Regions from separate parts of the Homo sapiens genome. Here region 2 is linked to region 1. The links are chromatin contacts, found by Hi-C or POLR2A ChIA-PET in ENCODE. All regions are on one chromosome and are shown on one strand. The core of a region is the stretch at or near the end of the contact, and the rest is flanking DNA. Distances in the headings are between cores, read along the strand shown.

Region 1 (5,435 bases), core at 682-3,181:
CTGGGTTCCAGGTTGGGTCTATCTGCGGCTGTGTTTTTTTAGTAGTATGTATACATATGTGTGTATTTATATGTGTGTGTATGTACCTTTTCTGTATCAGTGTCTGTGAATTATTTCTTTGACCATCCTGCCAGTGTTGTGTTACAATCTGGCCACTGCCGCTTCGTGCATGTGTGGCCTAGCAGAGTTGTTCCAACAAACTTTGCTTTATTTTTGATAGTCAGGCCGGACCTGATGCCAAAGGCCACTTCTCGGGCTTTTCTGCTTGGACTAAAACTTCATGCTATGTTGTGTTATGTTTACAAAGATATTGTGATCCTAATTGATTTGTTTTTCTATTTTCTAGTTTCATCAGGGCATTGTATCCTGATGGTTACTTTGGTTTTAACTGCCTGGCACTGATTTTGAGTTTTCAAGGGTGCAGGTTTTCCTGACATAGGCCAATTTGTGTTTTTACTTAATTTTAGACTTGTCAGTCAATTGGTGCCAATTATGTACTAACTGCATAGTAATCTGTGATTGACTTGTATGTCAGCTTATGAATGTGCTTGAAGAACCCCTTTATCAATGCACAGCCTCTCTTCCATGGTAGGATGACAGCTTTGATGAAGCTGTGTCTGACCTAATTCCCATTACCAGTTTGAACAAAGCAGGGGCTGATAAGAAATCTAGATTTCTTCCATTATTTTATGTGGCCAAGTTTAAAGATGGAATAAGGTACTTGGAAACTAGTATTAATATGTTCTAGGTCTCTAGGAAACTCGTAACTTGACGGTAAGATAATGTAAAAGTCATTGTGGCAGAGACCCAGTGTTCAGCCAGCGTTGATTCAAGTTTATTTGCAGCAAAGATCCTTTTCCAAGATTTGTTTTTTTCTTATCTGCCTTTTCAATGCTTGACTGTGTATATTTGAATAATGTACTTCATGGAAATGAGTTTCTCCTTGAGGATTTTTTCCTTGTTATTAAAATGGAATCTAAGCCAAACCCCATGAGGGTGAGTCTTTTGTAACTGCCAGGGAAACTCTTATACTTAGGTTAGTCCAGTGCATAAGTCAGTAGGGTCTAAGCAAAGCGCTGGACCTGTTAACAACTACGTTAATTATATTACCTAACACCTATATGGGGCACTTTTTCAAATGTTTCCATATTCCTCCTGCTCATCCTCCAGCAGAAGTTAGTCAAATGTGTGTCTACATCTTTGCAATAGCTAGTTCTTAGCAAACTTAGCTTTTAGCATTTGTTTTGTGGTTACCATAACGGTTATTTTTTCCCATAAAGCCAATTCCAGTGACAAACTTGAAAAGCTACCAAGTGCTGGATTTGTGGAAGTGTTGACTCCATGGGACTTGCAAAATAATCCCCTTGAAATTTTCTATATTTTGTCTTTTTAATAATCTCTCTCACGCTGCTTTTTAGAATTTCACCATTTGTATGCAGCTATGCTTTTAAATATTTATAATGCTCCTGTACAACCCACTGTGGATGCCAGGATTATCTTCACAATTCTTGGCTTCCTGTGCTCTAGTGGCAGGAAGAAATAGTCTCTTAGAAAGAGAGTGGAACAGGAACACTTGACTTTTTTTTTTAAACACACAAATATTGTGAATAGAACCTAACTGAGCTTTTGCCCCCTCTCCTTTGGTGTAATTAGGACCACATTGATTCCTGTTGCAGCTGGCAGCCCCTCACTGTTGCCTTTTTCTGCGTGTGACCCTTGATCTCAGTGACCTTTCCTGGGGTTCGTCCTGGGCCCTTTTCATTGTGTTGGAGCTGAAGAGGCTCATGTGGAGTTGATTATTTCTTTGCTCATTTGGCCTTTTTGGTGCCATAACTCCAAGTCACTTCCATTTTCTTCCTCTACTTTTGGCAGTCCACGGTGAAAGGAAATGCTTTCGCAGGCAGCAGGATCGTTTGTATGCTTGGCTGACTCGACTGAGACTTGGGAGAAGTGGGGGAAGGGTTGCGAAGTCTGTAGGTGTGAACTTTTTTTTTTTTAAGTTGATCTGAATGATTGCACGATCATTAATAAGTGCTTATAAAGTAAGTACTGTGGAAAGCTGCATTTCACACCCAGGGGCTTCATCCTGGCAGGAAGAGAGCACTCCCAGTGATTGGCAGGGGGCCTTGGTGTCTGAGATCCTGCAACTTTACTTTGATGAGATTTATATGTTCCTCCTATGGACTGGGAGTGATGCGGCAGGTCAGAAGATACATCATTGTTAATTGCACATGACTGCTTTAAGAAATTCTTAAGTTTCTAAAAGAACCCCCATACGCCCCAGAGAGTAGCATGCTATTAGATAGTATGTTTGTTGCGACTAGACTTGTAGCACTCTGTTTGCCTCTCCTTTCCTCCTGTAGAATCATGGAAGATGTATGCCAGCTGTTACTCTCATTTTGGGAGAACCCCTGTGGACAGCATGAAGACCGTCCCTAATCAAAGCCTTTAGTAAGCATGAAGGAATGTGTCTGATTACCCTACACTGTAGTACCTTGGAAAGGTATAACAGTGTGAAATGTGAAATTAAATCACATTAAGAAACTCATTTTTAAAGTCTGACTGTTTGACTCCATCCCTGGAATATCATTTCTGTCTTTTCCTTTTTTTTGCTTTAAAACTTTTTCATTAGTAGTATTGATAGTGTGGTTTATTTTGAATGAGGAGTTTCTGTCCCTTCAAGCATGATAGTTTTGGGATTCAGCCTGAGCCATAGTTCCGTGTGTCTGCTGTTGCCCACCAGAGTGTCATCTGCGACCCAAATCTCTTAAGAGCTTCAGGCTTCTTTCTGCTTGCCTGCCCAACCTTCCTTAGAACCCCACTTACCTCCAGCTCCTCTTGTTATCTCCACACCTTCAGACGCTCTCCATTCCCTCTACCACCTCAAACAGCAGCAGCAGACCACAGAAGACCCTGCTGCTCCCATCTCAGTAAATGCACATCATCCACTCACTCACTTGTCTGAGTCAGAAGTCTGGACAGCAGCCTCGATTCCTTATTTACAGTCACAGCAGTGGGGAAATAGAGCAGTGGACAGATGAATGGATTCCAAAGATGTCCTAGGTCCTAGTGGTCTATTCTTTTCCAGTCCAACTCATTCATTATCAAAGTCCTGTTGATCACAGGGCCTCACTCTGTCACCCAGGCTAGGAGTACAGTGGTGCGATCATAGCTCACTGCAGCCTCAACCTCCTGGGCTCCAGGGATCCTCCCACCTCATCCTCCCAAGTAGCTGGGACTACAGGTGTGCACCACCACACCTGGATAATTTTTGTATTTTTGGTAGAGATGGGATCTCCCTATGTTGCCCAGGCTGGTCTTGGAATTTCTGTGCTCAAGTGATCCACCCACCTTGGCCTCCCAAAGTGCTGGGATTATAGGTGTATGCCACCGCTCCTGGCCTCTTACGTCTTTTAAATATGACCGTGTCTTAAAAATTTTTGAAAAACCTTTCAAATTTATCCCGTGATATTTCTCCAGTACAGGTCCCCGTATCTCTCACCATAGCCTTCTAACTTCTCTTATCCTCAACTGTTTTCCACATTGCAGTGTCAGCGATTTTTCAAAGGTACGGGACTGATCATGTCCTTGCCTGCTTAAAAGCCTTTGACACCCTCCTCTCAGAATAAAAGCCAAACACTTTAATATGATTTATATTGTTCTTTACACTCTTGTTTCTGCTCATTTATGTTGCTTTCCCCTCACTGTGTCTTATCCTTCTCTTCTTACTGTATTTTCCAGCCCAGACATCCTTACTCTGATTCTACAAACACACTGTTCCTTCTGCTTGAGATACTTCCTTCCTTCTCTTCCTCCCTTCCTCTACTCCATCCCCCAAACGTATCCCTCTGATTTCACCTAGTCAGTTGTTTCCTCTGAGAAGTCTTCACCTCTCCAAGTACAAATCTAGGTTAAGTGAGCCTTCTCTTTTTCCTGGAGCACCTGTATTTGCTTTATTCTGTTGCTTACCTGTCCCTTTCTCATGTAACTGCTTTAATCTCTGAAAACCTTTATTTCCTAAAAATTCTGCCTTTTAGTGTAAAGCATGTCTATTGCTTTTCATGGAAAGAGTCATGATATGTTCTGTCCCAATCCAAGATAGCCAGATTTCACAGATAGAAAAACATGTCAATGGAGCAGTGAAAGCACATTTGTAGAGATGGTAAAAGATACTTTAAAAGTAAATAAATCCAGTTTGTTCTTAAATAAAATGCACTGAGTTTATTATGCTTGTCAAAGGAGGAAGAGAAGCCTTGAGGCTGGTGAAAGAGGAATGGTGAGCAATTCCTTCACGGGTGGTGTAGAGTCAGGAAATGGATTTTTGGACACTGGAAGTCATCTTAAGGCTCGTAGTTACCTCGCATTCAAACTGCACTTAGAAAATAAAAGCACTTAAAATCACCTTATGGCAAAACAAAAGCTCAACACAAGAGTGTTTCACAACTCGCGGAAATGGTGCACACACACTGCAGACAGAAGATTAGTAGAATCTCACTAATTAGTGGAATCTCACAGAAGATCAGGAGAATGCCCACTGTCCTCCCCCTCAGTTGGCATCTGAACACAAAGCACAATGTTTGAGGTCATCCAAACACAGCAAGCAATTCACTTTTTTCTACGTGACGTGGTGTAAAGTCTAAAAACTGTGGTATTATATAAATTGGTGTGTGCAGCTTTGCCTGAAGCTATAATATCACTTTTTAGAGTGTTTTCTTTAGTTTCTGATTGGAAAAGTTGTACTGAATAAAACGAAGCTGTATTTTAAAAAAAGTGAAATAACTTTCTAAGAGCCATTATTGCAAAAAGTTGCTATCTGAGCCATTCCCATGTTAGACGAGTCTGTATTTTAATTGCTTCCTTACTTGTCACATGTCCTCACCTGGTTGTAAGCCTCATGTGGGCAGACACTGTGTCTCTTTTATTCATGGTTGAGTTTCCAGGATAGCTCAGTGCCTGGTATATAGTAAGCATGCACCAAGTATTTACTGAATAAAAGATGAATTCCTCTGCTTTGAACTCTTTCAATACTTTTTACTCTCTTATTGCATTTAAGACTTTTTTCTTTATTCTGGAGATAATTATGTTCGTGCCCTTCTTAGTTGAGCAGTTTCCTTTAGTTTGGTATATCTTTGCACCCCTCATAGGTTCTTGCCCAAAGTAGATGTTCTATGTATTAAATGGTTTGATTGAATGAATACTTACTTGAAAAGCAGAGTTATTTGAGAAGTTTGTGTAGGAAATGATGTTAACTTCTTAGTTAAATTAAATATTCAGAATGAAGAAAACTGACAGGAGATTTAAAGTTGCCTGTGGTTAAGGTCAAGGTAGCCCAATGGGTTAAAAAACAGTATATACTATATTTGACTTCCATAATTGAAATTGGACTGCACTAATCTTGATAGTACTTAATGAAGAATTTTTAAGTAGACATGTTT
Region 2 (5,211 bases), core at 2,320-4,819, 58 kb before region 1:
AGCGCTTTTTTTGTTTTTCTGAATGCTTCTATTTGCTAAACACTGTGCTGAGAGCTTCACATACATTATATTTTATAATCCTCACAATATCCCAGGAAGGCAGATAGGTATGATTTAGTAACTACATTTTACAGATGTGCACACTGCAGCAGTTACATAGCTAGTAATTGAAGCCAAAAATCGAACACAAGTCATTCCAGAACCCAATATTGTTACCATTAGAGGATTCTGCAAGTCCTCCTTCAGGCTGCCCTGGGGCGAGGGAAGGCTCCAAAGGAGAACCCCAAGCATTCACAGTGGCCTCAGCTAGTGTATGATGAGTTTCCATATGCTGAAAATAGTGTCTGGCAGATCATAAAAGCTTGGTAATTATGTATTTATTTTTATTATGATTACTATTATTCTTATATTGGGGCTGTTTCCTGGGAGGCAGTCTAGAACAGTGGAAGTTAAGTTCAAGTACTGGCTTGAACTCCTGGTTAAACATGCCAGATGATGTATACTCTTTAACTCCATTCTTCCTGAAACCCCATTAAAACTAAACTAAAGTGTATTAGTTAGGATTCTCTAGAGGGAAGGACTCATAGGATAGATGTAGATATGAAAAGGAGAATATTAAGGAGTATTGACTCACACGATTACAAGGTGAAGTCCCACAATAGGTCGTTTGCAAGCTGAGGAGCAAGGAAGCCAGTTCGAGTTCTAAAACCTTAAAAGTAGGGAAGCTGACAGTGCAACCTTCAGTCTGTGGCTGAAGGCCAAGAGCCCCTGGTGAACCACTGGTGTAACTCCATGAGTCCAAAAGCTGAAGAACTTGGAGTCCAATGTTTGAGGGCAGGAAGCATCCAGCATGGGAGAAGGATGAAGGCTGGAAGACTGATATTCAATATTAACCATCACATTAAAACACAACAAAAAATATTACAAACTCACAAAAACTACGGGAAAGGAGATAAGAGCAACACAATTCTGGAGGCTAGGAAGCACATTTGACAAGTACCATATTAATAAGTTGGACCTGTCTAAGCAGGCCTGAGAAAGTTCAATCCTAACTCAGACAGGAACATCCTACATTATATCTCAGAAGCCTCAAAGACTCAGGAATGAGCGATATAAGATTCTTCTAGAAAGGAGAGGGGCAAAATTGGCACTGAAAACAAGATTTGTTAAAAGGTTGCTCAAAAAGTGGGTAGATGCCATGTCCTCTCCCCTGCTCCACACTTCCATCCTACCAAAGGCTAGACCTCTGTTCTCTAGAGATGATAAAATAGTTTCAACAGTTTCAATGGGACAGGAGGCACAATTTGCGACACATGAAGACATGGAAGTTAAATGCCAGTTTAGACCACCAGCCTTCTTCCACTGAATGGTAAAAGTTAGGCTTATATTCTCTAACAGGAGATAAAGTTTCCCAGAGAAACTTTGTCAAATGACATCAAGAGTTTCCCAAGGGAATGGCCCAGCTAGATTACCTGCAGTGAAATCTACACTTGGCAAGCTCTGCCCATCCAGTGGTAAGTACTACCACACAGCTGTTTGGTACCCTGTTCATAAGCAGTCACTAAGAAGCACCAGGCGTTTGAAAAAAGCTTCTACCAGCAAAAGGCCGAACAAACAAACAGAAGACAACAAATCTTGGAGAAAACAAAGACTATGCATGGGGAAGAAAACTCTTATGTACTTAGAAAGTTGTAATATTGCATCTACAAAATCAAGAATGGGACGCTAATAAAAAAAATATTGGCCAGGCATGGTGGCTCACACTTATAATCAAAGCACTTTGGGAAGCCAAGATGGATCACTTGAGCCCAGAATTTTGAGACCAGCCTGGGCAACATGGTGAAGACCCATCGCTATGAAAAAATACAAAAATTAGCTGGACATGGTGCTGCGTGCCTGTAGTCCCAGTTACTTGGAGGGCTGAAGCAGGAGGATTTCTTGAGCCCGGGAGGTTGAGGCTGCAGTGGGCTGTGATCATACCACTGGACTCCAGCCTGGGCAGCAGAGTGAGACCCTGTCTCAAAAAAAAAGAATGGAATTACTGGGGAACAAAAAAGAACTCTTGGAAACTAAATATGATAGGATAAAGTTTTAACAATCAATAGATGATTGAAAAATAAGTGGAGGAAATTAATCAGAAAGTAGAGGTAAGAGTTAGGAGAGAAGAAAAAAGAGAATTATAAGATGCATTCAAGAAAATATTCAAATTACAGGAATTCCAAAAAGAGATAATAGAGAAAATAGAGGTTAAAAAAGTAAATTAGGCTGAACATGGCAGCTCACACCTGGAATCCCAGCACTTTAGGAGGCCAAGGTGGGAGGATCACTTGAGGCCAGGAGTTCGAGATCAGCCTGCTTAATATAGCAAGACCCCATCTCTAAAAAAATAAAAAATAAATTATCTAGGCATGGTGATGGATGCCTGGTGTCCTAGCTACTTGGGAGGATGAGGAAGGAGGATCGCTTGAGCCTAGGAGTTTGAGGCTGCTGTGAGCTATGATCATGCCACTGCACCCTAGCCTTAGTGACAGAGTGAGACTTCATCTCTAAAAAAATAAAAATAAATACAATTCAATCAATCAGCCAAGCAAAGTGGCTCATACCTGTAATCCCAGCACTTTGGGAGGCCAAGAGGGGAGGATTACTTGAGTCCAGGAGTTTGAGACCAGCCTGGGCAACATAGTGAGACCCTGTCTCTATTTTTAAAAAATATATCTAAAAAATCAACTGATCAAAGGTATAATTCATGAACATTTTCCTAGTCTTAGACGTGAGTTTCCAGAATGAAAGAGCCCATTAAGTGCCCAGAATAATCAATGAAGAAAACCAACACCCAAAGAAAGTAAATTATGACATTTCAGCATATTAGCAACAAAGAGAGGATCCTACAAGGTTCCGGAGAAAATAAACAAGTTTCATACCAAGGAATCAGAATAGCACTGGAAGCTAGAAGACAATGGAGAAAGGCCAGCTACTTCCGAGGTAGAATTTTCTACTCACCTAAACTCCCAATCAAATGTGAGGGCAGAATGGAGACATTTTCAGATATGTGCCATGTGTCCATATTTTGTCTGTCATGCACTGTCTCAGGATTCCACTGCAAAGGATATGCTCCACCAAGAAGGAAGACATGTCACCCAGCACAAAGAGGACCCCGAAACAAGGGAACGGGAAGCTCCAATAACATAGTAAAGGGAGATCTCAAGCCACCAGCTTTGTAACAGACCCTGGGAACAACCAGTGCAGACTGGCCCAGCCAGAAGATCCAGGGATGATCTCCTGGAGAAAACGAGGCAGATAGACTAAGTCATCTCAATATTTGAGGGAATTGAAACGAGATTACTCAATCTGGGGAGAGTTTGGGAATACACCAGCAATAAATATACAGAAAACTAAACAAACAAAACCAAACGATTTTTAACTCTAGGAGGAAAATTTCGCAGAGGGAAAATAATCATTGTACACTCACGACTTGGCTGTGGGTAGCGTTTATGTATTCATGATAAAGTAAATATTGAATGTTGATCTAATGAAAATTACGATCTAATTATACTCGGGAAATGGCCAGCTGAGTGGGGGCGGGAGCTGCGTGCGTCAGTGTGTGGCAACGGGATGTTTTGGCAACGGAGAGAGAAAGAAATCCTCCCCTTTCCTTTTTTTTTTTTGAGATGGTCTCCCTCTGTCGCCCAGGCTGGAGTGCAGTGGCGCAATCTCGGCTCACTGCAAGCTCCACCTCCTGGGCTCACGCCATTCTCCTGCCTCAGCCTCCCCAGTAGCTGGGACTACAGGCGCCCGCCACCATGCCTGGCTAATTTTTTGTATTTTTAGTAGAGATGGGGTTTCACCGTGTTAGCCAGGATGGTCTCGATCTCCTGACCTCGTGATCCGCCCCCCTCGGCCTCCCAAAGTGCTGCGATTACAGGCGTGAGCCACCGCGCCGGGCCTGAAATCCTCCCTTTTCCTAACGAGAAATAGACAAAGGCCTAACTTAAGAAAAATCTAGGAAATGGTTAACATTGGAAAATTAAGCAGTAGCGATATAAGCTTGCTATTTAGCAAAGAAAGTAAAGAATCCGTTCAAAAGAGTTGAGAAAAGGCTGGGCCTGGTGGCTCACGCCTGTAATCCTAGCACTTTGGGAGGCTGAGGTGAGTGGATCACTTGAGGTCAGGAGTTCAAGACCAGCCTGGCCAACATGGTGAAACCCCGTCTCTACTAAAAATACAAAAAAAATCAGCCGGGTGGGGTGGCGCGTGCTACTTGGGAGGCTGAGGCACGAGAATCACTTGAACTTGGGAGGCGGGTTGCTGTGAGCTGAGATCGTGTCACTGCACTACAGCCTGAGCAACAGAGGGAGACTCTGTCTCATAAAAGAAAAGAAAAGAAAAGAAAAGAAAAGAAAAGAAAAGAAAAGAAAGGGTTGAGAAGGTTACTCCTGAGGAGCAAGAATTGGTGGGGAGAGGGGGAGTGATGGAGGGGGCTGTTGCGTTTCTTATCAAGTCTTGCAGAACTCTTGGTGTCTTTAAACTATGTGCTTGAAAATTTCTGATTAAGAGAATGTGATAAAAGATACAAGGAGGAACAGGAGGAGGAGGAGGAAAAAAAGAGGGAGAGCCTAAGAGTCTAGTAGACTGAGCTCTCCTGTATGTTGGGCAAATTATTTAATTTCTATTATTTTCTTCTGCAAAAATGAATATAATAGTACATAACTTGCAGGATTCTTTTTGTCTCTAATATGTGGTAACCACATGTCACTACTGGTTATTGGAAACACAGACCAATCTACCAAAGGATAAACACTCAGGTCTTGGTTCCTCACTTCCACCTGGCTCATTAAACTGTTGGGAGATCCAGTGCAGTAACTAAGTCAAACCTCACATCCACTTGGAACTAGGCCAAATGTGACTTCAATAACACATCCAGCATGGTGCCCAGTGTTGACACTAGTATGCATGGAGGGTTGACTCCATGCTGGTCTCTGTGCTAAAGGCGTCACATGGGATTGTCCTCCATCGTAACCACAGAATGTTCTTAATTACCAGCACAGCTGCATACACTGGGGCAACAAACAAACAAAAACAACCGTCACAGTGCATGTGAGTAAGCACATCAGGGCAGGCCTGAGAGACGGGAAAGGCCAGAGGCAAGCACTCTCCCTTATGGTGTGAAGCTTAGTGTTTGCGTCTTGTCCACTTTCAGAAAAGATTAGTGAG

The links. A loop is a pair of places that touch in the nucleus more often than their neighbours do. ChIA-PET counts read pairs that join two places held with the same protein, here RNA polymerase II (POLR2A). Pooled maps may share reads with other maps.
Region 2: a map of posterior cingulate gyrus shows a loop between it and region 1 (3-fold over the local background). The contact joins two enhancer-like sites. A Hi-C loop is called at or near these places in 1 of 168 maps with a recorded cell type or tissue (posterior cingulate gyrus) and 1 of 50 pooled maps. POLR2A ChIA-PET finds 5 or more read pairs at or near these places in 2 of 52 experiments (OCI-LY7 and activated naive CD4-positive, alpha-beta T cell).

Annotation. Positions count from the first base shown.
Region 1 is chr11:126,030,692-126,036,126 of GRCh38, reverse strand. The region is part of intron 1 of CDON (cell adhesion associated, oncogene regulated); the gene reads left to right. Among named protein-coding and RNA genes, the nearest start is that of CDON, 29 kb to the left of the region's middle. Within about 2 kb of position 1,931, at least 2 of the 41 ENCODE cell types and tissues checked have a DNase peak (open chromatin) inside an H3K27ac peak, as active enhancers do.
Region 2 is chr11:126,090,452-126,095,662 of GRCh38, reverse strand. No RefSeq gene overlaps it. Among named protein-coding and RNA genes, the nearest start is that of CDON, 30 kb to the right of the region's middle. Within about 2 kb of position 3,569, at least 9 of the 41 ENCODE cell types and tissues checked have a DNase peak (open chromatin) inside an H3K27ac peak, as active enhancers do.